2 separate regions of the Homo sapiens genome follow, and region 2 is linked to region 1. A link is an interaction called in ENCODE POLR2A ChIA-PET data of the cell type or tissue named here. Cell type or tissue: K562. All regions are shown on one strand. Links, peaks and the distances in the headings refer to the core of each region. The heading gives the core; the rest is flanking DNA. Region 1 overlaps SBDS (SBDS ribosome maturation factor). Region 2 overlaps TMEM248 (transmembrane protein 248).

Region 1 (15,976 bases), core at 7,168-15,167:
GGGTTTAGACCAGGCAGGCCCAGGCGTGGTTTCGGGCATGGCGCTGGGCTGCCTGTCTTTGGTTTTACTTCCTTGTTGTTTTTTCTTAAAACAGGTACTGAGTATAAAACAATATAAAACAATATGAGAGGATCTCTCTCTTCCCTCATCACTGTGTTAGCCAGGCTGGTCTCGAACTCCTGACCTCAGGTGATCCATCCACCCTTGGCCTCCCAAAGTGCTGGAATTACAGGCGTGAGCCACTGCACCTGGCCCTATGTTTGCCTTTATAAATAAGATTTATTTTAGCTCTTCTTTCTTTCTAATGCAAAGTACTTTAACAATTTTAAAAAATTAAGTGTTTCAATCGGGTGGGTATGGTGGCTCATGCCTGTAATCCCAGCACTTCTGGAGGCTGAGTCAGGAGGATCGCTCGAGCCCAGGGGGTTGAGACTAACCTGGGAAACATTGTGAGACCCCATCTTTATTTTTAAAAATGATTTCAATACAGAAAATGCCTGTTATTGCCATAAAGAGCTATCTTGATAGCTGGACCATTGCACTTCAGGAGTAGCTGTTGTATGGCAGCCGTGGAAATTGTGCAGTGCTCAGCCTGTGCAACCACATGTGGCAGCCTGGTGGAGAGTTTCTCTGCGATAAATAGTAATGAAATATTTCTCTCCCTCCCCACTTTTCAAAGCTTCTTTTTTTTTTTTTTTTTCTGAGACAGTTTCACTCTTGTGGCCCAGGCTGGAGTGCAATGGCGTGATCTCAGCTCACCGCAACCTCCGTCTCACGGGTTCAAGCAATTCTCCTGCCTCAGCCTCCCGAGTAGCTGGAATTACAGGCATGCGCCACCATGCCCAGCTAATTTTGTATTTTTGGTAGAGACAGGGTTTCTCCATGTTGGTCAGGCTGGTCTCGAACTCCTGACCTCAAGTGATCCGCCTGCCTTGGCCTCCCAACTTGCTGGGATTACAGGCCTGAGCCACCGCCTGGCCTCAAAGCTTCTTTTGTTAAAGGTTTGGGCTATTTTTTAGTAACTTTTAGTCTCATTGCATTTTTTCCCAGCTTCCTTTCCTTTTTTTTTTTTTTTAATTGAGACCGAGTCTTGCTTTGTTACCGAGGTTGGAGTGCAGTGATAAAATCTTGGCTCACGCCAACCTCCACCTCTCAGGTTCAAGCGATTCTCCTGCCTCAGCCTCCCAAGTAGCTGGGATTACAGGTGCCCACCACCACGCCCGGCTAATTTTTGTATTTTTAGTAGAGATGGCATTTCACCATGTTGGCAAGGCTGGTCTCGAACTCCTCACCTCAAGTGATATGCCTGCCTCAGCCTCCCAAGTGCTGGGATTATAGGCATGAGCCACCGCACCCAGCGCTTTCCTTTTCTCTTGATGTGACTTGCTAAACCACTTGACAAAGAAGCTGAGGTTATTAGGCTTTTCTTTTCACAAATAAGGTGAATGAATCATAAGCCCATGTCTGCTGCTTTATTTACTGAATTAGTGTTCTAAAAATAAAACAGCACTCTTTAAGTCCAACATTTATACCTAAATTCTGGGCCCTGAAATGTAATTGTGCACCTGGGCCCGTATTTAACTTCAAATTCTCCATCTGTGTAAGATGCATAATACCAGGTCTACTATGCAGACAGTTACGGTAAGTCAGACGATGTCTGAAAAACACTTGAGACACACAGTTGCCATGTTCTGTGTACTGACGGAAAGTATGAAATTAGCAAAACATGCAGGGAATATTCAGCTGTATTCATTACTGTGTTTGGGCAAAATACGGTAAAGAAATTGCTCAGCATAGTTTCTCTGAAGATGTTTGGGTATACTTAGTATGCTTTGCAAACCTTGGAATTGGATTTAATTTTTACTTAGAGAATTAAGCATCTAATTATTGCCACAAAAAATAGTAGATTAAGGCCATGCACAGTGGCTCACGCCTGTAATCCTAGCACTTTGGGAGGCTGAGGCAGGTGGATCACCTGGGTTCAAGGGTTCGAGACCAGCGTGGCCACTGTGATGAAACCCCGTCTCTAATAAAAAAAAAAAATTTAGCTGGGCATGGTAGGGGGCGCCTGTAATCCCAGCTACTTGGGAAGCTGAGGCAGGAGAATCACTTGAACCCAGGAGGCGGAGATTGCAGTGAGGAGAGATTGCCCCACTGCACTCCAGCCTGGGCAACAGAGCGAGACTCTGTCTCAAACAAACAAACAAAATAGTAGATTAAGTTTGGGCAACATAGGAAGACCCTGTCCCTACAAAAAGTTAAAATAATTAGCTAGGCGTGGTGGCACAAGCCTGTAGTTCCAGCAACTCTGGAGGCTGAGGCAGGAGGATTGATTGAACCTAAGAGTTCTAGGCTGCAGAGAGCTATGATTGCACCACTGCACTCTGTTACAGATGTATACATGTACTGAGTCATGATGGAAAATGGATTGATTTAGAAATGTTTGGGTATGATGGCTTGCTCATTGCCCTTCTATGGTTCACTATAGCTTAGGCTATTTGGAGAAAAGCAAAACATTTGAAAGCTGAAACATTCAAAACATTCAAAGATTCAAAGCTGAAATCTGTGATCCATGCCATGAAACTCAAGGAAAAAAAAATGCGGCAGTTATTTTAGTGGCACCAAGTCCTGGGGCTCCTGGATCCCAGCCTAGGAGGAGAGGGACGTGAAGAAAAGTAAGGGCCAGCACATTTTGACTGTTCTGGGGAAAAGGAACTGCAGCAAGAAGTAACTGCTCTGCTCAAAACATTCCTATTCTCTCTCTCTCTCGTCTCACTCTGTCACTCAGGCTGGAGTGCAGTGGTGCGATCTCGGCTCACTGCAACCTGTGCCTCCTGGGTTCATGTGATTCTCCTGCCTCAGTCTCCCTAGTAGTTGGGATTACAGGTACCTACCACCACTCCCAGCTAATTTTTTGTATTTTTAGTAGAGAAGGGATTTCACCATTTTGGCCAGGCTGGCCTCGAACTCCTGACCTTGGGTGATCCGCCTGCCTCAGCCTTCCAAAATGCTGGGATTATAGGCATGAGCCAACGCGCCTGGCCAGCCTCTCTTTATTGGGAGCTTTCCATCCACTCTCCATCTCTTCTGCCTTTTCTTTTTAAATCTCCTCATCACTTCCTTGCAAACTCTCCATGCCTCCTAGTGCCTGAGGTAGGTATAAGACAGCTTGAAACCAGTAATCTACAATTCTTTCCTGGGCTTTCCGTTCTCACAACAGAGTCTGTGTCACCTGCTAAGGTACTGAAACTGACTCAGTTCTTTCATAGAGCAGATGTTTATGGTTTCTTTTGAATAAACATAGAAATTGACACTTCTAGCCTGGTGTGGTGGAGTGTGCTGGTATTCCCAGCTACTTGGGAGGCTGAGGCGGGAGGATCCTTTGAGCCCAGGAGTTCTGGGCTGTAGTGCGCTATGCCAATCAGGTGTCTGCACTAAGTTTAGCATCAACTTCCTGGGAGTGGGGGACCACCAGGTTGCTTAAGGAGGGGTTAACCAGTTCAGGTCGGAGACTGAGCAGGTCAAAACTCCTGTGCTGATGAGTAGTGGCATCACGCCTGTGAATAGCCACTGCACTTCAGCCTGGGCAACATAGTGAGACCCTGTCTCAAAACAAAACAAAAGCAAAAGCAAAAAGAGAAACAAATTGACCTTTCCAGTCTTGAAATTTGAGAAAGTGACATTTGCCTTATCTGAGTTCCTTTCTCAGGAAATCAACCATCAAGCCTCCCAGATGGTATCAAGGAACTGAAACTTACCAGATCACTGCATTTGGACAATGAGATGCAGAACCCCTCATCTGTCATAATGGCCTAACAGACCACCTGCTGCCTGTTGATCAACTCCTCTTCCTTACCCCTCCCTAATTCCTGTTTTACTGCATGTAGTTACATTTCTTCCTTCCTATATAAACCTCTAATTTTAGTTGGTCAGGGAGACAAATTTGAAACTGATCTCCCATCTCCTTGGCTGGAGCACCCAATTAAAGCCTTCTTCCCTGGCACTACTGATTGGCTTTCTGTGCAGCAAGCGGCAGGACCTACACCAAACCCCTGGCATTTTGGCAACAGCACTGGTCATGCTAGGGAAAAAGTTCAAGATCTCAACTTCCAAGACCCAGGGAAGCCTCTCACAATTTCTAAAGGGCAGGGCAGAAGAGATCTTTGAAAGTGAATCTGAATGAGAATAAAAGTGCAGTTTCACTTTAAATTTTCCAAAAAGCTTATTAAATTGGTATTTTCATATGCTTTTGAAAACTTTATTTATTTATTTATTTAGAGACAGAGTCTCACTCTGTCACCTAGGTTGGAGTGCAGTGGCGTGCTCTCGTCTCACTGCAACCTCTGCCTTTCAGGCTCAAGCGATTCTCCTGCCTCAGCCTCCTGAGTAGCTGGGATTACAGGTGGCACCACCACCATGCCCAGCTAATTTTTGTATTTTTTTTTTTTTTTGAGACAGATTTCGCTAGTTTCGCCCTTGTTGCCCAGGCTGGAGTGCGATGGTGCAAACTTGGCTCACTGCAACCTCCACCTCCCTGGTTCAAGTGATTCTCCTGCCTCAGCCTCCCAAGTACGTGGGATTACAGGTGCCCACCACCACATCCAGCTGATTTTTTGTGTTTTAGTGGATATGGGGTTTCACCATGTTGGCGAGGCTGGTCTTGAACTCCTGTCCTCAAGTGATCCACCAGCCTTGGCATCCCAGAAGGATGGGATTATAGGCATGAGCCACTGCGCCTGGCCTAATTTTTATATTTTCAGTAGAGATGAGGTTTCACCACATTGGCCAGGCTGGTCTCGAACTCCTGACCTCAGGTGATCCGCCTACCTCTGCCTCCCAAAGTGCTGGGATTGCAGGCATGAGCTACCGTGACTGGCTGAAAACTTTATTTCAAAACTAATCATGCTGGTTGTAATATGCTTGTGTAGGTTACATGTATATTTTTCCACAGATTTTTCTATGCTCTTTCAACCGTATATACACCTGTACACACATATTTAGGGTTTTTCCTCCAAAAAAGTGACAAAAATGGGATCACGCCATAATACATTCCTCCATAGTTTTATTCCCTCTTCCATCTCTACCCCTCCTCCACTTATTACCATGGACATCCCTGTAGGACATACGGGAAGATGTCTCATTTGTTAAAATATACTTAATATTCCACAATAGGCTGGGTGCAGTTGCCCACACCTGTAATCCCAGCACTTTTGGGAGGCTGAGATGGGCCGGATCACCTGAGGTCAGGAGTTCAAAACCAGCCTGGCCAAAATAGGGATACCCTGTCTTTACTAAAAGTACAAAAATTAGCCAGGCATGGTGATGCGTGCCTGTAGTCCCTGCTATTCAGGAGCTGAGGCAGGAAAATCACTTGAATCCGGGAGTTGGAGGTGGCAGTGAGCTGAGATTGCACTACTGCACTCCAACCTGGGCAACAGGGCGAGACTCCATCTCAAAAAAAAAAAAAAAAAAAAAAAAAAATCCACAATAAGTAGATGTTACAATTCATTTAACTATAGGTTGAGTATCCCTAATCTGAAAAAAACCCCAAATTAGAAACATAATGCTCAAAGGAAATGGTCCCTGAGCATTTTGATTTTTGAATTTTTGAATTAGGCATGAAAATATGCCAAAATCTGAAAAAATATCTGAAATTTTAAATACTTATTTCCCAAGCATTTGGAATAAGTGATACTCAGCCTATATTTGCTATTGATGGCCATTTTCAGTTTTTACTAATACAAGCAGAAAATAACATTAGAATTTAGGTAATTTTATTTCTGGCAGATAGATGCCTAAAGAGCAATCAATTGCTGTATCAAATGGTGCACATGGCCAGGTACAGTGGTTCATGCCTATAATCTCAGGGCTTTGGGAGGTCGGGGTGGTAGGATTGCTTGAGGCCAGGAGTTTGAGACCAGCCTGAGCAACATAGCAAGGCTCTGTATCTACGAAAAATAAAAAAAAATTAGCCGGGCATGGTGGTGCCTGCCTGTCTTCCCAGGTACTCAGGAGGCTGAGGTGGGAGGATCACTTGAGCCAGGGAGGTTGAGGCTGTAGTGAGCAGTGATCTTGCTACTGCACTCCAGCCTGGGCGACAGAGCAAGACCCTCCTCCTGCAACAACAACAACAAAAAAAAGTGCACATATTTAAAAATTTTAAGATACCACCAGGCCAGGTGCAGTGGCTCATGCCGTAATCCCAGCACTTTGGGAGGCTGAGGCAGGTGGATCTCCTGAGGTCAAGAGTTTGAGACCTGGCCAGGCATGGTGGCTCACTCTTGTAATCCCAGCACTTTGGGAGGCTGAGGCAGGCGGATCATGAGGTCAGGAGTTCGAGACCAGCCTGGTCAACACAGTGAAACCCCGTCTCTACTAAAAATATAAAAATTAGCTGGGCATGGAGGCGGGTGCCTGTAATCCCAGCTACTGGGGAGGCTGAGGCATGAGAATTGCTTGAACCTGGGAGGTGGAGGTTGCAATGAGCCGAGATCACGCCACTGCACTCCAGCCTGGGTGACAGAGCTAGACTTCATTTCAAAAAAACAAAACAAAACAAAAAAACAGAGTTTGAGACCAGCCTGGCCAACATGGTGAAACCTCGTCTCTACTAAAAATACAAAAAAAAAAAAAAATTATCTGGGCGTGGTGGCATGCACCTGTAATCCCAGCTACTTGGAGAGGCTGAGGCAGGAGAATCGCTTGAACCCAGGAAGCAGAGTTTGCAGTGAGCCAAGATCGTGCCACTGTACTCCAGCCTAGGCAACAAAGGGAGACTCCATCACAAAAAAAGATACCACCAAATTACTTTCTTGAAAGGTTAGAGCCAGTTATGCTTCTATCAGTAAATGCATGAACGTGCCTGTTCCTTCACTTCCTTGCCAATATCACAATTAATCTCTTACCTTTTCTTCAATATGATGGGTAGAAAATGATTTCTCATTGTTTAGCATTTCTCTGAGAGAAGCTGAATATCCTATTTTGCATTTAATTTTAAATTAATGTGTCAATTTTCCCCATGCTTAGGGGTGAATATTAGACCTTTTTCTTGGTTGGTCATAACTTATTGGCATTTTACCTGTCTTACCTGTTGCACATATTTTCTCCTAGCCATAATTTTTTTTTTTTTTTTTTTTTTTTTTTTGAGACAGAGTCTTATTCTCTGTCGCCTAGGCTGGAGTGCAATGGCACAATGTCAGCTCACTGCATCCTCCGCTTCCTGGGCTCAAGAGATTCTTCTGCCTCAGCTTCCTGAGTAGCTGGGATTACAGGCGCGTGCCACCATGCTCAGATAATTTTTTTTTTTTTTGTATTTTTAGTAGAGACAGGGTTTTACCATGTTGCCCAGGCTGGTATTGAACTCCTGACTTAAAGTGATCCACCAGCTTTGGCCTCCCAAAGTGCTGGGATTACAGGCATGAGCCACTGTGCCTAGCTGAGCCATAATATCTTTAAACTTTTTTCTTGAGACAGGGTCTCACTGTGTTGCCTAGGCTGAGTGCAGTGGCCTGATCATGGTTCACTGCATCCTCAACCTCTCAGGCTCAAGCAATCCTCCTACCTCAGCCTTTCTAGTAGCTGGGACTACAGGCATGTGTCATTATACCCAGTTAATTCTTTTTTTTTTTTTTTTGAGACGGAGTCTTGTTCTGTCGCCTAGGCTCAGGCTGGAGTGCTATGGTGCAATCTCAACTCACTGCAACCTTTGCCTCCCGGGTTCAAGCGATTCTCCTGCCTCAGGCTCCCAAGTAGCTGGGACTACAGGCACGTGCCACTACACCCGGCTAATTTTTTGTATTTTTAGTAGAGATGGGGTTTCACCGTGTTAGCCAGGCTGGTCTTGAACTTCTGACCTCAGGTGATCTGCCCGCCTCAACCTCCCAAGTGCTGGCATTACAGGCGTGAGCCACTGCACCCAGCCTACACCCAGTTAATTCTTTAATTTTTGTACAGACAGAGTCTTGCTATGTTGCTCAGGCTGGTCTTGAACTCCTGGACTCAAGCGATGCTCCTGCCTTGGTCTCCCAAAGTGCTGGGATTATAGGCATGAGCCACTGTGCCTGGACTCTTTAAACTTTCTTTAAAGTGTCTTCTGTCATTCTGAAATTTTACATTTTTATGTAGTTAAATCTGTTGGTATTTTCCTTGATAATTTTTAGGTTTCTGTTTTTCTTAAGAAAGTCTTTTAACCCTTAGGTTAAATATTTCCTTATATTTTCTACTAACTCACAGTTTTTTGTTGTTGTTGTTTGTTTGTTTTTTGAGATGGAGTCTCGCTCTGTCGCCCAGGCTGGAGTGCAGTGGTGTGATCTTGGCTCACTGCAATCTCCATCTTCCAGGGTCAAGTGATTCTCCTGCCTCAGCCTCCCGAGTAGCTGGGACTACAGACACGTGCCACCACTCCCGGCTAATTTTTTGTATTTTTAGTAGAGACGGGGTTTCACCGTGTTAGCCAGGATGGTCTCCATCTCCTGACATCGTGATCCGGCAGCCTTGGCCTCCCCAAGTGTTGAGATTACAGGTGTAAGCCAGTATCTGATAGTTTTATGTTTACATTTAGTTCTGATATAAAATATATTTTTTTTGAGATGGAGTTTTGCTCTTGTCACCCAGGCTGGAGTGTAGTGGCAGAATCTTGGCTCACTGCAACCTCTGCCTCCTAGGTTCAAGAGATTCTCTAGCCTCAGCCTCTTGAGCAGCTGGGATTACAGGCGGCCGCCACCATGCCCAGCTAATTTCTTTTTTTTTTTGAGTCAGCGTCTCGCTCTGTCACCCAGGCTGGAGTGCAGTGGCTCACTGCAACCTCTGCCTACCAGGTTCAAGTGATTCTCCTGCCTCAGCCTCCTGAGTAGCTGGGACTAGAGGCATGCGCCACCGTGCCCAGCTAATTTTTGTATTTTTAGTAGAGACAGGGTTTCAGCATGTTGGCCAGGATGGTCTCGATCTCTTGACCTCGTGATCTGCCTGCCTTGGCCTCCCAAAGTCTTGGTATTACAGGCGTGAGCAACCACAGCCAGCTAATTTTTGTATTTTTAATAGAGACTGGGTTTCGTCATTTTGGCCAGGCTGGTCTTGAACTCCTGACCTCAGGTGATCTGCCCACCTGGGCCTCCCAAAGTGCTGGGATTACAGGCATGAGCCACTGTGCCTGGTCCACGTGTTTATTATTTCAGACATTTACTCCACATCTGCTAGGTCCAAAGCATGGTGGGATATACACACACATTGCTAAGTCCCTTGCCCTTAAGGAGCTCACAGTCTAGCCTGAAGGCAGATAATTAAGCAGCTCTAATACAAGTTTGAATAAATCCAGACCCATGAAGGAATTTAAGTAGAGTACTGGCTTCCAGCAACTGGAGCAAATACTTGTGTATGGGGTACAAGGGAAGCTTCAGAGAAAAGAACTGTGGTAAAAGAAGAGGCCTAAGTCTGAAATGTCATTGTGACCAAATGCACACACCATCAGCTTGCATTGAAAAAGTCAAACCAATCCTTAAAATAATCCATTATGGCTGTGGTACTGGGAAGATGATCATGAACCAAAAAATGTTAAGTTCTTTGATAATGAAATTAGTATAAAATTAAAAAAATAAGTTTAGATGATGACTCAGATGTGATCCACATTTGACATTTCTTGAAGTTCCAGCTTTTTAGAAAAAATGAATATTCAGAATCAGAAAATCTTTGTTTTGAGATGGGGTCTGGCTCTGTTGTCCAGGCTGGAGTGCAGTGGGGTGATTTTAGCTCACTGCAACCTCCGCCTCCCGGGCTCAAGTGATCCTCCTGCCTCAGCCTCCCAAGTAGTTGGGAAAACAGGTGCACACCACCATGCCTAATTTTTTGTATTTTTGTAGAGACGGGGTTTCACTGTGTTGCCCAGGCTGGTCTCAAACTCCCAAGCTCAAGTGATTCACCCGCCTTGGCCTCCCAAAGTGCTGGGATTACCGGTGGGAGCCACTGCGCCTGGCCCCAGAAAATCTTAAGGAAATGTTCTATTAAATGTTTATATTTTTTTACTAAGATAGAACTATTGATATATTGAACAAATAGCTGTATCAAAACAGCAGCCTAGCTTTAGCATTAACAGAAAAAGTGTTCATTCCCATGTTATCAATGTATTTTGTTAACAATATAAGAAAAAATTTTGACTTTATAACCTCAATGTTAGTTATTTTAAACTAAAGGGACATTTCTGAGAGCTTGTATTAGCAGGGAGTTGTGTGTGCTTATAAACCAATCAGTACCTTTTCAAGTCAAGAAGCCTGTCTTCAGTTAAAAACTGCTGTCCAGAAATACATCTGTATGTTTATTTTGAGTGAATTTAATTTATATTCTAGAATGTATCTTTTGAAATAGATTTTTTTTCTTTTTTTTGGAGACCGAGTTTCACTCTGTCACCTAGACTGGAGTGCAGTGGCACATTCTCAGCTCATTGCAACCTCTGCCTCCTGGGTTCAAGTGATTCTCCTGCTTCAGCCTCCCGAGTAGCTGGGACTACAGGCGTGCACCACCATGCCTGGCTAATTTTTGTATTTTTAGTAGAGACAGGGTTTCACCATGTGGGTCAGGCTGGTCTCAAACTCCTGACCTCAGGTGATCCGCCTGCCTCGGCCTCCCAAAGTGTTGGGATTGCAGGTGTGAGTCACCTCCCCTGGCCTTGAAGTAGATTTTTAAAAGCTTGCATCTTGTCCATTTAAGTGTTTAAATACTAAAATAATTCTTCCCAATTACATCCCAAGTGTTAGCAAAAATTTTTCAGGTGTTTACAAGTACAGGCCCTGTTCTAAGCACTCTTCATATGGACTTATTCAGTTCTCCTGACAACTCCCTAACCCTACCACAGACACAGGCAGAGAAAAGAAAGGGAGTTAGGAAGTTGTCTAGAAACACAAGCCATAGTTTAATAAACATAAGAGTGGTTTTATTGATTACATACAATTTTAGCTATATTAATATATATTATAAACTTTAAGAATTAGAAATAAGTGACTTTTATTTTTTAACCAAGAATAATCTAAGTTATGGCAGCATGTTCAATGAAAGGTAAGTCCGGCACAATTTTTCTATATCTGTTTCTCAGATAATCAGGAACATCATCCAAGCTTTACATTACGATACCATAATGACCCTCAGAACACAAGTTCCATTAAGTAGAAATGAAGCATCATATGTTTTCTTTTTTAGGAAAGACCCCCCCTTTTGTTGTATAGACATACCCCTAATAATCTTACTCTACTGTACAAATAACTTTTCACCCACAAGAGCTGCCTCAAGTAACTTTCATTTTGGAAAGCTATCAAGGCATGAGACAGAGTAGCAAAATGCCACTCTGGACTTTGCATCTTGGAGTTTCAATTTTGCTTTAGGATTTAGACCCCAGTTTATAATTAAAACCAAATCATTCCCACATTATTATACTTATGTAGGAAAGCCTTGCTGTGTCCACTGTTAACACAAAGATAGAAAATGTCAAATAGTTTAAGCAAGTATTTGGCAGACCACAGACATGAAACAGTGCCGTCGGAAACGGAAACACTTTAGTGTTTTAGAGGTGAAGAGATTGATGGGTGTCATTCAAATTTCTCATCTCCTTCTTCTACATCTTTCAGATTGAGTACTTCCAAAGAACCTTTGCCTTTAGTTTCCTTTTTTATTAGCTCATCAATTTCTCGGAAGCAGCCCGGGTCAATCAGACATACCTGAAACATTTAACGTAGCAGATTACCACATGAGGATGAGCAAGACACAGAATAAACTCAGCTTTAACTTCCTTTGAGGCAAGCACAATGCTGTCCAGATCTCTAATAATACCACAGTTCTATGGTGCAATAGATAAGACAATGGGTAGGGCGGCACACTGGGTTCCAGTTTAGCCTCTGCCCTCAAGTGTCCATGTAGCCCCCTGTGACAAGGCATTAATCCCTATGTTTAAACACTTATTCTGATTCTTCAGCTGTAAATGGAAGGGACAAACTAGAAAACTCTGATTCTTCTCATACTAAAATTTAGCATTACATTTTATAGCTCAGTAAAGTCACCTCCACGTATGAAGGAGAAAAAGCAATGTGAAGACTTATGTAGACACCATGTGTATGTTAATTTATTTTTTTTTGAGATAGAGTGCAGTGGTGTGATCTTGGCTCACTGCAGCCTCCGCCTCCCAGGTTCAAGTGATTCTCCTGCCTCAGCCTCCCAAGAAACTGGGATTACAGGAACCCACCACCACACCTGGCTTATTTTTTGTATTTTTAGTAGAGATAGGGTTTCACCATGTTATCTGCTCACCTTGGCCTCCCAAAGTGCTGGGATTACAGGCACGAGCCACTGTGCCTGGCCCATGTGTACAGTTTTGCAAAGATTTTAGAACTTCAAGTAGTGTCAGATGAGTTAGTTCACATCTACAGTGGATACTCACATACTCAACACTTCTCTACAGCTCATTTACTTTTAAAAAGAAGCTGCAGACAGGGCGCGGTGGCTCAAGCCTGTAATCCCAGCACTTTGGGAGGCCGAGGCGGGTGGATCACCTGAGGTCGGGAGTTCGAGACCAGCCTGACCAACATGGAGAGACCCCGTCTCTACTAAAAATACAAAATTAGCTGGGCGAGGTGGCACATGCCTGTAATCCCAGCTACTCGGGAGGCTGAGGCAGGAGAATCGCTTGAACCCGGGAGGCAGAGGTTGCAGTGAGCTGAGATCACGCCATTGCACTCTAGCTTGGGCAATAAGAGTGAAACCCTGTCTCAAAAATAAATAAATAAATAAATAAATAAATAAGCTGCAAAGCCTTGAAAACATGAATTTGTAGACAGCTCAATTTACACTGTGTTTGAAGCTGTGGGGTGAGGTCATAAGGACATAATGGTTTCGCTGCTTCTTTAAAATGTTCTGTGTTTAGTGTCACCAGGTTCACACACTAATATCCTCTGGAAACACCCTCACAGACATACCCCAAACAATGCTTTATCAGGCTTCTAGGGATTCCTTTCCAGTCAAGTTGACACCTAAAATTACATCCACAATTCCACCCCTTATCAACTTGGCACCCAGACTCATCTCTTTAAACCATTTTTAATTTTCAAATGAAGACAATAACAAGGTCCTAGCTTTTCCTCACATGATGCAATTAACCAGACGCGACTATCCTGCATACAACTCAAAGAGTGCTAATCCTTTTGCCAGAATTCAGCTTTCAGAATTTCATCATTCAGAATTCAATCTTTTTTTTTTTTTTTTGAGATGGAGTTTCGCTCTTGTTGCCCAGGCTGGAGTGCAATGGTGCAATCTTGGCTCACCGCAACCTCTGCCTTCCAGGTTCAAGTGATTCTCCTGCCTCAGCCTCCCGAGTAGCTGGGATTACAGGCATGTGCCACCACGCCAGACTATTTTGTATTTTTAGTAGAGACAGGGTTTCTCCATGTTGGTCAGACTGGTCTCGAACTCCCGACCTCAGGTGATCCACCTGCCTTGGCCTCCCAAAGTGCTGGGATTACAGGCATGAGCCACCGCGCCCAGCCAGGATTCAATCTTTTGGAACTGTGATTTTCAAGATATTAGAAGTTCAGGCTTTGGACTTTAGAGATTTTGATTTTTTTATGATTTCAACATTGGGATTGTGGCATTTGGGATTGTCTTTTAGGATTATGATCAGCACTGGAGTAAAGCATGCAATTGAGCTATCTCTGAAAACTCAATGTAAATTTCCATAGTGTGCTTTGTACTAATTTTTGCAAAATTTTTAAGGTAATTGGAATTATCAATCTTCCACTAAAATAGCAATTTTTAAGTGGCTTATTTTAAATAGTTGCTAAATTTGCTAAAATCATGTATCTAAAACACTACGCATAATATATGACAAAAATAAATGCTGGGAAAAAAATAAAAGGATTTGTGGTAAACAAGGCTGACCAACCTTTAGTCTTAAGAAAATATCTGGCTGGGCGCGGTGGCTCACGCCTGTAATCCCTGCACTTTGGGAGGCTGAGGCAGGTGGATCATGAGGTCAGGAGATCAAGACCGTCCTGGCTAACACGGTGAAACTCCGTCTCTACTAAAAAATACGAAAAATTAGCCAGGCTTGGTGGCGGGTGCCTGTAGTCCCAGCTACACAGGAGGCTGAGGCAGGAGAATGGCGTGTACCCGGGAGGCGGAGCTTGCAGTGAGCTGAGATAGCACCACTGCACTCCAGCCTGGGCAACAGAGCGAGACTCCATCTCAAAAAAAAAAAAGAAAAGAAAATATCTGACGTTTACAACATCTAAATGTTTGCTACAAATTTATTACTAGAGAATACAATATTTAGGTAACATGAAGCAAAGAAAATATTTGACTCTTACGATTTCTAACTGTTGGCCATAATCTTCACTTTCTATGACCTTGATCAGTGGCTTGAGCTTTTCTTTCAGCTTCTTGCCTTCATTGACTGGAAGGATGAACCGAAGCCTCATGTGAGCACGTTCTATCTTCATTTTCTCTTTTAACTGCTTTATCACTTCCAAAGCCTACCAAGACAAAATCGAGAATGCAATTTCTTCTACTATATTATTTCATAAGGTTTTCAAAAACAAAGTAGTTTCCATGTAGTTGGATTAGGTAATGGTTTCTTAGGTATAACATTAAGAACATAAGTGACCGTTAAAAAAAAAATAGAAAAATTGGACTTATCAAGAAGAAAAGCTTTTGTGTTTCAAAAAACTATGAAGAAAGTGAAGGCCAGGTGTGGTGGCTCACGCCTGTAATTCCAGCACTTTGGGAGGCCGAGGCGGGTGCATCACAAGGTCAGGAATTCGAGACCAGCCTGGCCAACATGGTGAAACCCCGTCTCCACTAAAAATACAAAAAAAGAAAAATTAGCCGGGTGTGGTAGTGCACGCCTGTAATCCCAGCTACTCAAGAGGCTGAGGCAGGAGAATTGCTTGAATCCGGGAGGCAGAGTTTGCAAAAAGAGGGCGGGGGGGGTGGGCAAAGAACCTGAACAGAGATTTCTCAAAAGAAGACAGACGAGGCACCAATAAGCACATGGAAATATGCTCAAATCATCATTAAGGAAATGCAAATCAAAACCACGACAAGATACCACCAGGATGGCCATCATCAAAAAGGCAGACAATGACAAGTATTACTGAGGATGTGGAGAAACTGAACTCTTAAACACTGATGGTGGTAAAGTAAAATGGTGCAGCTGTTTTAGAAATAGGTTTGGTAGTCACCAGGTATACAGAAATGAAAACATATGTCTACACAGAAACATACAAGAAATTTTATAGCAGCATTGCTCATCATAGCTCAAAAGTGAAAGCAACCCAATGTCTATCAACTGATAGATGAATGAACAAAATGTGTTTCTTTCCGTACAGTGGGCTATTATTCCGGCATAAAAAAGAAATGACATGCTGATGCAGGTTACAACATGTATGAACCATGAAAAGGCCACATATTGTATGATTCCATTTATATGAAATGTCCAGAATTGAGAAGTCCATAACGAGAGGAGATTAGTGGTTGGGAGGGGCCTGTGGGGGGAAAATGGGGGATGGCTACTAATGGATACTGACTTTCTTTTTGTGGTGATGAAAATGTTCTCGAACCAGGTAGCAGGGAAGGTTCCAAAACTTTGTTAATATACCACTTAAAGTGTACATACTTTATGAGTGTGAAATTTATGGTATGTGAATTATATATAAATTAAAAAATTCAAAAAGAAGTGTTAAAATGACCCTTTAAAAACTCAAGTTTTGTCTTTAAAAGTTTGATTTGGATAGGAAGAAGAAAGTCCTATATACATATTTGTGTTTACTTGAAAAAAAAAAATTACCTATCTTTACAACCCCGTCCTTTTCCTCCATCTCTTCCCCAAACCTCTACCCACTTGCTTCCATGCAGACCCATTTTTTTAAATTTAATTTTTTATATTAAAAAATTTAGAGGTAGGGTACGGTAGCTGATGCCTGTAATCCCAGCACTTTGGGAGGCCAAG
Region 2 (15,976 bases), core at 4,391-12,390, 57 kb before region 1:
TTTGTCTCGATAGCACCATCAGCTTGGGTCAGCTTAGGGTCTCAGCATGTGTATCTCATTTGTAGATGAGTGTTCCATCAGCGCTTGACCGATAAGGGTGTCCATCTACTTCCTCTTTTCATCTAGGGATTCTGACAGGAAATAGACCTGTCGCGCACCTAAGGTATACTTAGGTGTGCATTGACCCTAAGTGCATTTACTCTCTAGGATTAAGGATTTGGAGTTTCAACTTGTAGTGAAGATTCTGGGAGAATTCCTGTGGCCTGAATCAGGTGGACTGGAATCACTGCTAGCACCGGAGTCTCAATGCTAAAATCACCAAAGGCTAGTTAACTGGCACCTTCTCCGTTTAGGCTCTAGCTGCATCTGTGGCAAGGAGGAAAGGTAGATTATATATATATATGTTTTTGAGACAGAGTCTCACTCTTGTCGCCCAGGCTGGAGTGCAGTGGTGCGATCTCTGCTCACTGCAACCTCTGCCTCCCAGGTCCAAGCAATCCTCCTGCCTCAGCCTCCCTAGTAGCTGGGATTACAGGTGCCCGCCACCATGCCCAGCTAATTTTTGTATTTTTAGTAGAGACAAGGTTTCACCATGTTGGCCAGGCTGGTCTTGAACTCCTGACCTCAGGTGATCCATCCTCCTCGGCCTCCCAAAGTTCTGGAATTATAGGCGTGAACCACCCGCACCTGGCATAAGTGCGAATATATTAATAGTTTCTGCCTGTAAGGAATGTACTTAGAGGAAGCAATAGGCTAGAAAATGTGGCAGGACTGAATTGCCATAGTGGTATACCAACTGTTCAGGATTTTGTTATGGTTAGGATCAGAAACTAACTTTTTTTTTTTTCTTGAGGCGGAGTCTTGCTCTGTTGCCTAGGCTGGAGTGCAGTGGCGCGAAGTTAGCTCACTGCAACCTCTGCCTCTCAGGTTCAAGCGATTTTTCTGCCTCAGCTGCCTGAGTAGCTGGGATTACAGTTGCCTGCCACCACGCCTGGCTAATTTTTGTATTTTTGGTAGAGACGAGGTTTCATGTTGTTGGCCAGGCCTTGAACTCCTGACCTCAGGTGATCTGCCCACCTTGGCCTCCCAAAGTGCTGGAAGTATAGGTGTGAGCCACCTTGCTCAGCCCGAAACTCGTGAAGTAAACTTTGAGGTGGACCTAGAAAGATCAAGAGGATTTGGGCCATTCAGAATTAGCTGGGAAATGAAAAAACTAGGGCCAGTTGGTGGACAAGCACCCAGGCTAGGTAGCTGGACAATCAGTGCCTAGAAATATTGGCAGAGGCAGCTAGTTAAGGGTTAAATGCTTTTCTAAGAAAGATAAGCATAAGCTACCCAGTCTAGTTTCTCGTAGATTTCTGGGTTTTTTTGTTTTTGTTTTCTTTGAGATGGAGTCTTGCTCTGTTGCCCAGGTTGGAGTGCAGTGACGCAGTCGGCAACCTCTGCCTTCTGGGTTCAAGCGATTCCTCAGCCTCCTGAGTAGCTGGGACTACAGGTGCATGCCGCCACACCCAGCTAATTTGTGTATTTTTAATGGAGACAGGGTTTCACCATGTTGGCCAGGCTGGTCTCAAACCCTTGACGTCAAGTGATCCGCCTGCCTCAGCCTCCCAATGTGCTGGGATTACAGGCGTGAGCCACCAGGCCTGGCCTTTGGTTTCTAAAGAATTGTTTTCATTTAATGAGTTTGTCTTGTTCTGTAAGAGGCCGTTGGCATAAAACAATGCTTAACTTATTTTATTAAGGACAATGAAAAAGATGCTGATTGTCATTCCTGTCTGGTATTGACAATCAGGAAATTAAATTTGATGTCTGTGAGTTGTTTCAGTGCCTGTGTTCAGTTTGCAGGAGCACAGCTCTAGTCTGGTCTCTGCAGCTCTGGCTACAGCCAAAGGATAAATGGCAAGCCCTTCAGTCCTCTCCAGAGGGTTTTTAGTGAAATCTGGTCCATGTCACAGAGATGGTGTGTTTCCCTTGCCCAGTACTGAAGAACCTTTGAAGCCATTCACACAGGATGCCATGTAATTGCTCTAGATGATATGACTGATCTCAGGACCTCACTGGCCTCAGCCTTAGCCCTTATTTTATTTTATTTTATATATATTTTTTGAGACAGAGTCTTGCTCTGTCGTCCAGGCTAGAGTACAGTGGCGCGATCTCAGCTCACTGCAACCTCCGCCTTCCGGGTTCAAGCGATTCTCCTGCCTCAGCCTCTTGAGTAGCTGGGATTACAGATGCCCGCCACCATGCCTGGCTAATTTTTCTATTTTTAGTAGAGACAGGGTTTCATCATGTTGGTCAGGCTGGTCTCAAACTCCTGACCTCAGGTGGTCCGCCCACTGCGGCCTCCCAAAGTGCTGGGATTACAGGCATGAGCCACCACACCTGGCCTTATTTTTATTTATTTATTTATTTGAGATGGAGTCTCACCTTGTTGTCTGGGCTGGAGTGTAGTGGCATGACCTCGGTCACTGCAACCTTCGCCGCCCAGTTTCAAACGATTCTTCTGGCTCAGCCTCCCGTGTAGCTGGGACTACAGGCACGCACCACCACGCCTGGCTAATTTTTTTGTATTTTAGTAGAGATGGGGTTTCGCCATGTTGGTCAGGCTGGTTTTGAACTCCTGACCTCGTGATCCGCCCGCCTTGGCCTCTCAAAGTGCTGGGATTACAGGCGTGAGCCACCAGCCCCGGCCCTATTTTTTAATTAAAAAAAATAATTATTACGGGACAGAGTTTTGCTCTGTTGTCCTGGCTGGAGTGCTGTGGGTGATCATGGCTCACTGCACCCTCCTCCTCCTGGGCTCAAGTCATACTCCTGCCTCAGTCTCCTGAGTGGCTGGGAGCACAGATGTACACCACCACACCTGGCTAATTTTTTGATTTTTTGTAGAGGCAAGGTCTCACTCTGTTGCTCAGGCTGGTCTCAAACTCCTGGGCACAAGTGATCCTCCCATCTTGGCCTCCCAAAATGCTAGCATTAAAGGTGTGAGCCACCCAAAAATAACTGTATTAACTATATTTACCACACTGTGCAATATAACTCAAAAAAGAAAAAATATATTCCTTTTCTCTAACGGACTTTGTACCCTTTGACCATCATCTCCCTGTTCCCCACCCCCTGCTTCTGTAACCATAGTTCTGCTCTCTGCTGCAATGAGTTCCATTGTCTTCTAGATTCCACATATAAGTGGAATCCTATATTGTGCTTCTATGCCTGGCTTATTTCTCTTAGTATAACGTTCATCGCTTCTGTCCATGTTGTGGCAAATAGTGCTGCAGTGAACAGACATCTCTTTGACAATCTGATTTCAATTTGGGGTAGTATATATTCAGCAGTGGGATTGCTGGATCATGAAATAATTCTATTTGTAGTTTTTTCTTTTTTTTTTTTTTGGAGACAGAGTCTCGCTCTGTTGCCTGGATTCAAGCGATTCTCCTGCCTCAGCCTCCCGAGTAGCTGAGATTACAGGTGCACGCCACCACGCCACGCTAATTTTTTGTATTTTTAGTAGAGACAGGGTTTCACCATGTTGGTCAGGCTGGTCTTGAACTCCTGACCTCATAATCCACCCGCCTCAGCCTCCCAAAGTGCTGGGATTACAGACGTGAGCCACCACGCCCGGCCTATTTTTAGTTTTTAAAGGAATTTCTGTGCTGTTTTCCATCTTGGCTGTACTAATTTACATTCCCACAGTGCATGACGGCTCCCTTAGCTCCACATTCTCACCAGCATTTGTTTTTCTTTGATAAAAGTCATCCTGACAGGCGCGAGATGATATCTCATTGTGATTTTAATTTGCACTTCTCTAGTGATTGTGATATGTTGGCCAACTATATCTGTTGGCCATTTGTCGGTCTCTTGAGAAACATCTGTTCGTGTCCCTTGCCCATTTTTTAATCCCTAGGGATTTGGAGAAGCTACTTGCAAACCATACGTCTGAAAAGGGGTTAATATCCAAAATATATACAAAGCTCAAACAACTCAGTAGCAAGAAAACAAAAAATCCAATTGAAAAATGGGCAGCCAGGCACCGTGGCTTACGCCTGTAATGCCAGCACTTTGGGAGGCCAAGGCTGGTGGATTGCTTGAGGTCAGGAGTTCGAGACTAACCTGGCCAACATGGTGAAACCCTGTCTCTACTAAAAGTACAAGAATTAGCTGGGCGTGGTGGCACATGGTTGTAAGCATGCTTACAAGCTACTTCAGCTACTCAGGAGGCTGAAGCAGGAGAATCACTTGAACCTGGGATGTGGAGGTTGTGGTGAGCCGGGTTCGCACCACTGCAGTCCAGCCTGGGTGACAGAGCAAGACTCCATCTGAAACAAAAAAAAAAAAAAAGAAAAGAAAGAAAAATGGACAAAGAACCTTGGCCTTTCTTTAAAATGAAAAAACAGAAAGGAGGAAAGATAGAGGTTTTAGCAAATTGAATTTTCATTTAGATTGATTTCGAACATGGAAATCCTTAAGTTAACTTTCTCATGTACGAATCAAATACATTTGACAAGAGGTCTGTAGTGTTTTTTCTGCGTGTGATTACATACCTGAGTGTGATCCTGGGGAGTACATGACACAGCCTTCGAAACACTGCCGTTTGGACTTTTGTGTTGTTTGGTTACAAGTGCTGTTTTTCAAACATGTCCCAGTCTTACACACTGAGTTTGGTTACAGAAAGGTTTCATACTGAACTATTAGCTTTTGTTTGATCTTGGCATCCCTCATGACTTGTTTTCTTAAAAATTAAGCCCCAGATTATTAAATTTTAATATGGGAGTACTTTTAATTTTGGTGTTTAAGATGGTTGGCAATTATTTAAAAAACTAAAGAACAAAGATAAATTATTTTCCATCTTGAGACTGTAGTGAATTTTTTTAAGAAGCGGGGGGGTTGAACGTTACCATGGTTTTATATCATGATTTTGAAAATGGAACGATGCATTCATTAACAACCGTAAGTGAGGAGAAATAAACGGGAAGTCTGAGTTTTAGAAGTAAGTCTGGTTCCAGACATGTAATTATGTCAGCCTACATTCCTTTCCTTTTGTCTTTATGAGACTACTGATGTTGCCTAAACTACACGTTTAGCAACTAAAACTATGCTTTCTCTTGTAATTTCTTATTTGATCTTTTTTTTTTTTTTGAGACAAGGTTTCTCCCTGTCACCGAGGCTGGAGTGCAGTGGTGTGACCATAGCCGTGGCTCACAGTAGCCTTGAACTCTTGGACTCAACTGATCCTCCTGCCTTGCCCTCCCAATTAGCTGGGACTATAGGTGAAACCATGCCCAGCTAATTTTTTTTAATTTGGGTTTTGTTTTTTTTTTTTTTTAGGGACGGGGTCTCACTGTGTTGTCCAGGCTGGTCTCGAACTCCTGTGCTCAAGTGATCCTCTGACCTTGGCCTCCCAAAGTGTTGGGATTACAGGCATGAAACACCATGCCCAGTCTCTCTTTGGTTCCTTTTAAACGTGAGTTATTGTGAAAGTCTGTTCTACACTGTGAATTGTATCACATTAAGAAACAAGACACTATTGGCAGAAGACTGTGCCAGTCTTTGCTTCATACTCTTAACTGATGAATGAGTGCTGAGATGGGAGGAATCCTGCTAAAGAAATGGAAAATAGGCTGAGCACGGTAGCTCACACCTGTAATCCCAGCACTTTGGGAAGCCAAGGCAGGTGGATCACCTGAGGTCAGGAATTCAAGACCAGCCTGACCAGCTTGGTGAAACCCTGTCTCTACTAAAAATACAAAAATTAGCTAGGCCTGCTGGTGGGCGCCTGTAATCCCATTTAGTCAGGAGTCTGAAGCAGGAGAATCACTCGAACCCAGGAAGCAGAGGTTGCAGTGAGCTGAGATTGTGCCATTGCACTCCAGCCTGGGTGATGAGAGTGAAACTCAGTCTTGAAAAAAAAAGAAACTAAGTTAAACATTTTAAACTTCAAAAAAGTTGATCTCTTACTTGTGTCTTTGTTAAAATCAGTGACTAAAATGCACTTTGTATATCTATGGCATGTGAGTTGTTTTTTTTTTTCACTTTGGCATTTGACTTGAAACTGTCTTATCAACCTTGGCATTGTGATTGATAGCATGGCTTTTGGGGTCAGATGAATTAAGTCAGAATCCATTTCTGCCATTTATTTGCAGCATGACCTAGTACAAATTACTTAAGCTCATTTGCTTCAGTTTTCTCATCTGTAAAGTGGGAATAGTAGTATCTATCTAGCAGTGTTGCAAGGATTAAAAAATATGTTAAGCGCTTGGCACGGTGCCTGGGAATGGCATGTTCTAAGTGGTAGCTGTTAAGAATGCTCTCTTCTCACTCCTTCGTCCTTGTCACCTGGTTTTTGCCTCTATCACCCTAGTGAAAGGGGTTTTGCTTACATCACTATTGATGTCTCGATTGCAAAATTATATGGATGCTTTTCTGCCTTTTCTCATTTGATGGGATTGACTCTTAAAAAAATTTTTTTTTTCCTTTTTATTTTCATTTTTTGAGATAGGGTTTAACTCTGTCTCCCAGGCTAGAGTGCAGTGGTGCCATCACAGCTCACTGTAGCCTCAAACTCCTGGGTTCCGGTGATCCCTCCACCTCAGCCTCCCAAGTAGCTGGGACTACAGGTGTGCACCACCACACCCAGCTAAATTTTGTATTCTTTGTAGACACAGGGTCTTCTTGTGTTTTCCAGGCTGGTCTCGAATTCCTGGGCTCAAGTGATCGGCTGGCCTCAGCCTCCCAGAGTGCTAGAATTATGGGCAGGAGCCATTGTGCCCTGCCAGATTGACTTCTTTATGCAAACCTATATCATTTATTGGACCGAAGTAGAACTTAATGGTTAATGCATGGGCTCTGGAGGCCAACTGGATTTGAATCCAGGTTCACTTCCCGTGTGATCATGGGCACATTAGCTGACTTCTATATGCCTTAATTTCCGTATCTGTAAAATAGAGATGTTTTAGGGATCATACACAATAGGTGCAAAACTCTTAGAGCAGTGCCTCTCTCAAAAAGTAGGCAATGACGGTAGACGTTATTATTGTTAAGCACCTTCCTGGTGTCAGGCACTGTCCAAGGTAGGAGGAATGCAGAAACAATATCATGGAAATGAGAGACAAATTTTTTTTTTTTTTTTTTTTTTTTTTTTGATACAGACTCTTGCTCTCGTGCCCAGGCTGGAGTTCAGTGGCTTGATTTTGGCTCACTGCAACCTCCGCCTCCCGGGTTCAAGCGATTCTCCTGTCTCAGCTTCCTGAGTAGCTGGCATTATAGGCGTGCACCGCCATGCCCAGCTAATTTTTGTATTTTTATTAGAGATGGGGTTTCATGTTGGCCAGGATGCTCTCAAACTCCTGGCCTCAGGTGATCCACCTGCCTCGGCCTCCCAAAATGCTGGCATTACATCTGTGAGCACCCGGCTCAGACAACAATTTAATTTGGCTGAGGGTGCAGGGAGGCAGTGTCAGTGGGGATGGAGTGAGAGCTGCCCTTGAGAGACACTTAAAATGTGGAAACGATAGGACTTGGTAACTGGTTGTAGGAGAGCCAGAGTGTCAAGGATGACTGGCAGGAGCTGGGCGCAGTGGCTCACGTCTGTAATCCCAGCATTTGGGAGGCTGACGCGGGAGGATCGCTTGAGCCCAGGAGTTTGAGACCAGCCTGGGCAACATGGCAAAATCCCATCTCTACAAAAAATACAAAAATTAGCCAGGAGTGGTAGCATGCACTTGTAGTCCCAGCTACTTGGGAGGCCAAGGTGGGAGGATCGCTTGCGCCCAGGAAGTCAAGGCGGCTGCCATGCTCATACCACTGCACTCTAGCCTGGGCACCAGAGCCAGACCCTGTCTCAAAAAAAAGAATGACTGGCAGGGATCACTAGGTAAATGACGGTGTTTTTCCTTAGGGAAGGAGCCAGTTTGGTGCCTTGGGATAAGTTTTGGCCTTGATGGCCTTTGGGTCATCTAAGGAGATAGCTCCAGTAGGTGACTGTTTGGATCTGGAGGTGAGTAGGTACATAAAATGGGATTAAGGCATGAATGAGCGTGTCCCCCTTGAGCAGAGGCCCCAGCTGGAACTTGGGAACACCAGCTTTTGAAGGATCCTGAGAAGGAAGGGGTGGCCAGATGAATGTTAAGAAAACCCGGAGTGGAAACTGGGAGAGGATCCACCCCACTTCTGTATCAGATGCTGCAGCAACATGAGTTAGGGACTGGAGCTCCAGCTTTGGACTTAGCAGCCCAGAGATTACTGGAGACCTTGAAGTTCTCCTGTGTCTTCGTTGCTTCTCACTTGTCTCTCTGAAGGTTCATTCTGCCTGCACTGCTTTGCGGTGGGGCAGGAAGATGGTTTCTGCGCAGTGCTTGGGGCAGCTGGGTGCTGGAGCTTGCACAGGGTTTCTTTGATACCAGTAAGTGTCTTCAGCTCTAAGTGTTGGATAATCTGGCATCGCATCGATGACTGTTGTTTACTAGGCTCAGGGTTTGTAACCCCGGCCTTAAAGCTCTTTGAGGGTCTCAGACATCACAGGATATTTGAGAAATGCTACTTTCTGCTACATGAAGGTGAGTTTCTGTCATTCTGTCTTAGCACAAGTCCGATGTATTTCCTTTGGTTGGCGTAGAGAGCAGGCTTGCTTCTCCCATCCTCTCTTCCTCAACTTTCAGAAACTTCCCATTTAACCTAAGGTAGAAAATCTCATTTAAGATGAATGGTGGGCCTGGTGTGGTGGTTTGTGCCTGGAATCCCAGCACTTTGGGAGGCTGAGGCAGGTGGATCACTTGAAGTCAGGAGTTTGAGACCAGCCTGGCCAACATGGTGAAACCCCATCTCTACTAAAAATATCAAAATTAGCCGGACGTGGTGATGTGCACCTGTAGTCTCAGCTATTTGGGAGGCTGAGGTAGGAGAATCGCTTGAACCTGGGAGGCAGAGGTTGAGCAGAGATCACACTGCTGCATGCCAGCCTGGGTGACAGTGCGAGACAATATCTCAAAAAAAAAAAAAAAAAAAAAAAAGAACAGTTTAAAACTACAATAAAGTTAGTTTAAAACTTGGACAAGTAGCCATGTGTACATATGCGGGCTTTGGAGAGAGGGAGAAACTGAAAGGCTTCCTGTGTCTGTGGCATAATGAATGTTAACTTACTTTTTTTCTGATAAAATGTTATTAAGTTGCAAAATTACATTTTTTTTTTCCACCATGTTGGCCAGGCTGGAGTGCAGTGGCATGATCATAGCTCACTATAGCTTTGACCTCCTGGGCTGAGCCAGTCCTCCCACCTCAGACTCCCAAGTAGCTGGGCCATTGGTGTACACCACCATGCTTAGCTAATTTATTAAAAAATTGTTTTTTGTAGAGACGGGGTCTTGTTGTGTTGGCCAGGCTGGTTTCTAACTCCTGGCCTCAAGCAATCCTTCCATCTCAGCCTCCCAAAGTGCTGGGATTACAGGTGTGAGTTATTGTGCCCAACCAGGAGGCCTTCCTCCTTTTTTTTTTTTTTTTTTTTTTTTTTTTTTGAGGCAGAGTCTCGCTCTGTCACCCAGGCTGGAGTGCAGTGGTGCTATCTCGGCTCACTGCAAGCTCCGTCTCCTGGATTCATGCCATTCTCCTGCCTCAGCCTCTCAAGTAGCTGGGACTACAGGCGCCCGCCACCACACCTGGCTAATTTTTTGTACTTTTAGTAGAGACGGGGTTTCACCATGTTAGTCAGGATAGTCTCGATCTCCTGACCTCATGATCCACCCACCTTGGCCTCCCAAAGTGCTGGGATTACAGGCGTGAGCCACTGCACCCATCCGGCCTTCCTCCTTTACTAGCTGCTTTCCTCCCCTTATATTAGGTTGGTACAAAAGTAATCGTGGTTTTTGCCATTATGTATTGGTGAAAACCGCGATTCCTTTTGCACCAACACAATTAACTGTGTTTTTGTTAACTCATGTAATAAAAAGTAAGCATCTCCTCCCACACCTCTCCCTTTCACCTGAACTAGTAGTGTTTTGAAAGTTTATAACACAGTCTTTTCCTGGCCACCCTTAAGGAACTTGTGTTCTTGCAACCTGTGGGTTGCTTGAAATATTATCAGGGTAACCTGGATATTGCCTTTTGCTTACGTAAAGCGCCTTCTGTTGGTTACCTGTTGCCTCAGTTTCTCCATCCCTGTTCTCACCTCGCCAGATGGAGGATTGTGCAGAGCACAGTTTTCCCTGAGAACTTTTTTTTTTTTTTTTGAGATGGAGTCTTAGTCTGACACCCAGGCTGGAGTGCAGTGGCGTGATCTCGGCTCACTGCAACCTCTGCCTCCCAGGTTCAAGCAATTCTCCTGTCTCAGCCTCCCAATAGCTGGGATTACAGGCGCACGCTGCCACTCCCGGCTAATTTGTTGTATTTTTAGTAGAGATGGGGTTTCACCATGTTGCCCAAGCTAGTCTCGAACTCCTGAGCTCAGGCAGTCCACCCGCCTCAGCCTCCCAAAGTGCTAGGATTACAGGCATGAGCCACCGCGCCTGGCCGATTTTATTTTTTTATGGCAACTGTATGTGATATTTTAAGATCCTGTGGGTGTTTTGTTTGTTTGTTTTGAGACAGAGTCTCACTCCATCACCCAGGCTGGAGTGTAGTGGCACGATCTTAGCTCAATTCAACCTCCCAGGTTCAAGCAATTTGTGCCTCAGCCTCCTGAGTAGGTGGGACTACAACCACGCGCCACCACACCCGGCTAATTTTTTGTGTTTTTAGTAGAGACAGGGTTTCACCATGTTGCCCTGGCTGGTCTCGAACTCCTGACCTCAGGTGATCCGCCTGCTTCGACCTCCCAAAGTGCTGGGATTACAGGCGTGAGCCACTGTGCCTAGCTCCCGCTTTGTTTTGGTGGTTGTGGGGGATAAGAACTCACTCTGTTGCTCAGGCTAGAGTGCAGTGGCGTAATCAATCATAGCTCACTGCCGCCTCAAACTCCCAGGCTCAAGCCATCCTCCTGCCTCAGCCCCCCACGTAGCTGGGACTATGGACGTGTGCCACCACGCCCAGATCTTGTGTTTTTGATAGGTACAATACTGGGGAGAAATCCTGCTTTATTCAGTTGTCCCCTGCTATTGTTGGATATGTAGTTTTCCATTTTTTAACAATTGCAAACACTCCAAAAATAACTCTGAGTAGTTAAATCTTTGGAGCAATGGGTGTTTCCTTAGGTTTAGTTCTTAGAAGTAGAATGTTGGAGATAAAATATGCCAGATTTTAACACTATTGATATGTATAGCCAAGTTGGTTTCCAGAAAGTTTATAACACAGCTGTTTCCACGCCCCTTTTTAAGGAACTTGTGTTCTTGTAACTTGTGGGTTGCTAGAGATATCTTTGGGATAATCTTGGTATTGCCTTTTGCTTGCTTACAGTGCCGTCTGATGTTTAGCGTCTTCACTGAGTTAGTCTCAGAGATCTAAGGTACTGTGCTGATAGATTTTCATCACATGTTCTCACGTGCTTGTGAATTTGCCTTTTGGCCATGTTCAGTGTACCCTAAATCCCTGAACTTTTCAGAGAGGCAGCTTCCCAGCAGTGGTCATTTCTTTCTTCATCTTGGTCAATACCAGGATGCCCTAATTGGAGTTGGAATGAATTTAGCGGGAGGGGTCAAATAGTGTGCTTTCTTTTATCTCTTTTTCTTTTTTTTTTTCCTAAACAGAACTTAATTTATTCATTAATTAAAACTAACATTTGCCACTGTGACGCTTACAGAAATTTTCTCGTAACTCTTTGCAGAGGGGATACATTTATTTAGTCTTCATTAATTTCCTATTTGAAAACGCTTGTGAATGGTAGAAAGGAATTTTAAGTTTGTAAAATGTTTGGAATCTTAATAGTTTTATTCAAGCTTTCTTTTATTATTATTATTATTTTATTATTATTATTATTTTGAGATGGACTTTTGCTCTTGTTGCCCAGGCTGGAGTGCAGTGGCACAAAGTCAGCTCACTGCAACCTCTGCCTCCTGGGTTCAAGTGATTCTCCTGCCTCAGACTCCTGAGTAGCTGGGATTACAGGCACACGCCGCCATGCCCAGCTAATTTTTGTATTTTTAGTAGAAATGGGGTTTCATCATGTCAGTCAGGCAGATCTCGAACGCCTGACCTCAGGTGATCCACCCGCTTTGGCCTCCCAAAGTGCTGGGATTACAGGCGTGAACCACTGCGCCCGGTCCATTCTTTCGCTTTTTTAGTGACTATAATTGTCCTGTGCTGGAAGTTTCCCTAAATTAAATTGGCTTATGTTGACAATATTTGCCATTTTGTGGGTATTTCTGTTGATATAATTGTTTAAATTCTGGTGTGATGTGCTTTTAATGACTATTAGTTTTCCTTGAAGTGAATTCTAATTCAGATTTTTCTACTGTTTTCCTGAATGTTTCATAATTGTAGTTCCAAGTGGTAAGTGGGTCCTATTCATTTTTATATAAGGCTAAGGTTTTGGGCCAGGTGTGGTGGTTCACACCTATAATCCCAACACTGTGGGAGGCCAGGGTGGGCGTATCACTCGAGGACAGGAGTTCAAGACCAGTCTGGTCAACATGGTGAAACCCTGTCTCTACTTAAAAAAAGACAAAAATTAGCCAGGCATGTTGGCATGCACCTGTAATCTCAGCTACTCAGAAGGCTGAGGCAGGAGAATCACTTGAACCCAGGAGGCGGAGGTTGCAGTGAGCTGAGATTGTGCCCCTGCACTCCAACCTGGGCGACAGAGTGAGACTCTTGTGTCCAAAAAAACAAAAAAACAAAAATAAGTTTTTGTTCTTGCTCAATAAATTGAACTCTGATTTACTGTTGACATTTTTATTTATGAATCATATTAATCTTAACCTAACTAGTGTTGTTTCCAGATTATTATTGTTATTATTATTTTTGAGATGGAGTCTTGCTCTGTCACCCAGGCTGGAGTGCAGTGGCGCAATCTCAGCTCACTGCAACCTCCACCTCCTGGGTTCCAGCAGCTCTCCTGCCTCAGCCTCCCAAGTAGCTGGGATTACAGGTGCTTGCCATCACACCTGTCTAACGTTTGTATTTTTAGTAGAGACAGGGTTTCACCATGTTAGCCAGGCTAGCCTCAAACTCCTGACCTCAGGTGATCCACCCACCTTGGCCTCCCAAAGTGTTGGGATTACAGGCGTGAGCCACTGCGTCTGGCCCCATTTACTTTAAATCATCTCTAGATTACAGTACCTAATGCAATGCAAGTACTATGTAAATAGTTTTTATACTTTTTTGAAACGGAGTCTTACTTTGTTGTGCAGGCTGGAGTGCAGAGGCACGACGTTGGCTCACTACAACCTCTGCTTCCCAGGTTCAAGGGATTCTCATGCCTCAGCCTCATGAGTAACTGGGATTATAGATGCACACCATCGTGCCCAGCTAATTTTTATTTTTTTTAGTAGAGATGGAGTTTCACCGTGTTGGCCAGGCTGGTCTCGAACTCCTGGCTTCAAGTGATCCACCTGCCTTGGCCTCCCAAAGTGCTGGGATTACAGGCATGAGCCACCATGCCTGACCTCTTGATTTCTTTTTTAGATTGCTCTCTATTGGCACGTAGAAATGCTACTGATTTTTGTAGGTTGTTTTTGTGTCCTGCAACTTTACTGAAAATTGGTCTATCAGTTCTAGTTTTTTGATGGAGTATTTAGATTTATCCAAATATAAGATCATACCATCTGCAAACAAGGATAATTTATTTTATTCCTTTCCAGTTTGGATGCCCTTTATTTCTTGTCTGATTGCTGTATCTAGGACTTCTAGTACTCTGTTGAATTACGGTGGTGAAAGTGGGCATCCTTTTCATGTTCCAGATCTTAGAGGAAATGCTTTCAGTTTTTCACCATTCAGTGTGATACTAGTTGTGGGCCTGTTGTATATGGCTTTCATTGTGTGAGGTATGATCCTTCTAAGCCCAGTTTTTTTGAGGGTTTGTATCATGAAGAGATATTTAATTTTATCAAATGCTTTTTCAGCATCAGTTGAATGGATCATATGGTTTTTGTCCTTTATTCTGCTGATATGATGTATCGCTTTGATTTATCTGCATATGTTGAACCATCCTTGCTTCTAAGGGATAAATCCCACTTGGTCATGATGAATGATCTTTTTAATGTTTTGAATTCGGTTTGCCAGTATGTTTTGGAAGAGATTTACAACAATCTTCATCAGGGATATCTGCCTGTAGTTTTCCTTTTTTTTTTGATGTATCTTTGGTTTTGGTATCAGGGTGATACTGGACTCCTAGCATGAGTTTGGAGGTACTCCCTCTTCTTCTGCTTTTTGAGATAGTTTACGTAGGATTGGTATTAGTTCTTCTTTTAGTGTTTGGTAGAATTCAGCAGTGAAGCCATCAGGTCTTGGTAGGTTGTGTGTGTATAGGAATTCATCCATTTCTTCTAGGTTTTCCAGCCGGTGTGCAGTTGCTCGTGGTAGCCTGTAATGATCCTTTGAAGTCCTGTGATGTTGGTTTAATGTCTCCTTTTTCATGTCTGATACTATTTCTTTGAATCTTGTCTCTCTTTTTTCTGACTTCATCTGGTTCAAAACACCAACTCTTTGTTTCATTGATCTTTTATATTTTTTTGTTTCAAATTTATTTATTTCTGCTCTGATCTTTATTATTTCTTCTAATTTTGTGTTTGGTTTGCTCTTGTTTTTCTAATTCTTTAAGATGCATTGCATGTTGCTTTTTTGATGTTTTTCTACTTTTTTATGTAGGTGCTTATAGCTATAAACTTTCCTCTTAGTATTGCTTTCACTGGATCCCATAGGTTTTGGTATGTTGTGTTTTCATTTTCATTTGTTTCAAGACACTTTTTAATTTCCTTCTTAATTTCTTGATTGACCCACTGGCCATCCAGGAGCATGTTATTTAATTTCCATGTGTTTGTATAGTTTCCAGAATTCCTCTTGTAACTGATTTCTAGTTTTATTCCATTGTGGTCAGAGAAGATACTTGATATAATTTTGTATTTTTTTTAATGTTTTAAGACTTGTTCTGTGGCCTAACGTGGTCTATTTTTGGGAATGATCCATGTGATCTGTTAGGTCCATTTGGTCTGTAGTGCAGATTAAGTCATTTCTTTCTTGGTTTTCTGTCTAGATCTGTCCAATGCTGAAAGCAGAGTGTTGAAGTCTCCAGCTATGATTGTACTGGGGTCTGTCTTTCCCTTTAGTTCTAATATTTGCTTTATGTATCTTGGTGCTCCAGTGTTGGGTACATATATATTTATAATTGTTACATCATCTTGCTGAATTGACCGTTTGACCTTCTTTGTCTCTTTTTATAGTTCTTGTCTTGAAATCTATTTAGTCTGATTAAATATAGCTACTTCTGCTCTGCGCTTTTTTGGTTTCCATTTGCATGGAATATCTTTTTCCATTTCTTTATTTTCTTTTTTTGAGACGGAGTTTTGCTCTTGTTGCCCAGGCTGGAGTGCAATGGCGCGACCTTGGCTCACCACAACCTCTGCCTCCCAGGTTCAAGTGATCCTCCTGCCTCAGTCTCCCGAGTAGCTGGGATTATAGGCATGCACCACCACACCTGGCTAATTTTTTGTATTTTTAGTAGAGTCAGGGTTTCTCTACTAAAGAAACTGACTGTTGGTCAGGCTGGTCTCGAACTCCTGACCTCAGGTGATCTGCCCACCTCAGCCTCCCAAAATGCTGAGATTACAGGTGTGAGCCACTGCGCCCGGTTATTTCTTTATTTCCATTTGATGTGTGTCTTTATAGGTAGGGTGTGTTTCTTGTAGGCAACACATCGTTGGATCTGGTTTTTTTATTCATTCAGCCACTGTGTCTTTTGATTGGAGAGTTTAGTCCATTTACATTCAGTGTTGTTACTGATAAGTAAGGATTTACTCCTGCCATTTTGTTAGTTGTTTTTTGGTTGTTTTGTGGTCTTGTCTTCTTTCTTTCCTTCCTTCCTGTCTTCATTTTAGTGAAGGTGATTTTTCTCTGG

The links. Peaks named below come from ENCODE experiments on the same cell type or tissue, not always from the same donor. Only the 100,000 strongest peaks of a DNase experiment are listed, where the experiment ranks them.
Region 2: POLR2A ChIA-PET joins it to region 1 with 5 read pairs; 20 of 35 experiments call an interaction of 5 or more read pairs at or near these places.

What each region holds. Positions count from the first base shown.
Region 1 is chr7:66,976,801-66,992,776 of GRCh38, forward strand. SBDS (SBDS ribosome maturation factor) reads right to left here. Exons shown (of 5, transcript NM_016038.4): 4 at 14,337-14,501; 5 at 10,880-11,699. The coding sequence ends at 11,571. It also overlaps the pseudogene RN7SL43P. Among named protein-coding and RNA genes, the nearest start is that of SBDS, 11 kb to the right of the region's middle. In K562, for the core only: no CTCF peak of the experiment used is centred there; no DNase peak of the experiment used is centred there.
Region 2 is chr7:66,922,314-66,938,289 of GRCh38, forward strand. The region is part of intron 1 of TMEM248 (transmembrane protein 248); the gene reads left to right. Among named protein-coding and RNA genes, the nearest start is that of TMEM248, 9.1 kb to the left of the region's middle. In K562, for the core only: no CTCF peak of the experiment used is centred there; DNase peaks (open chromatin) are centred at 8,178 and 10,932; H3K4me3 peaks cover 145 bases.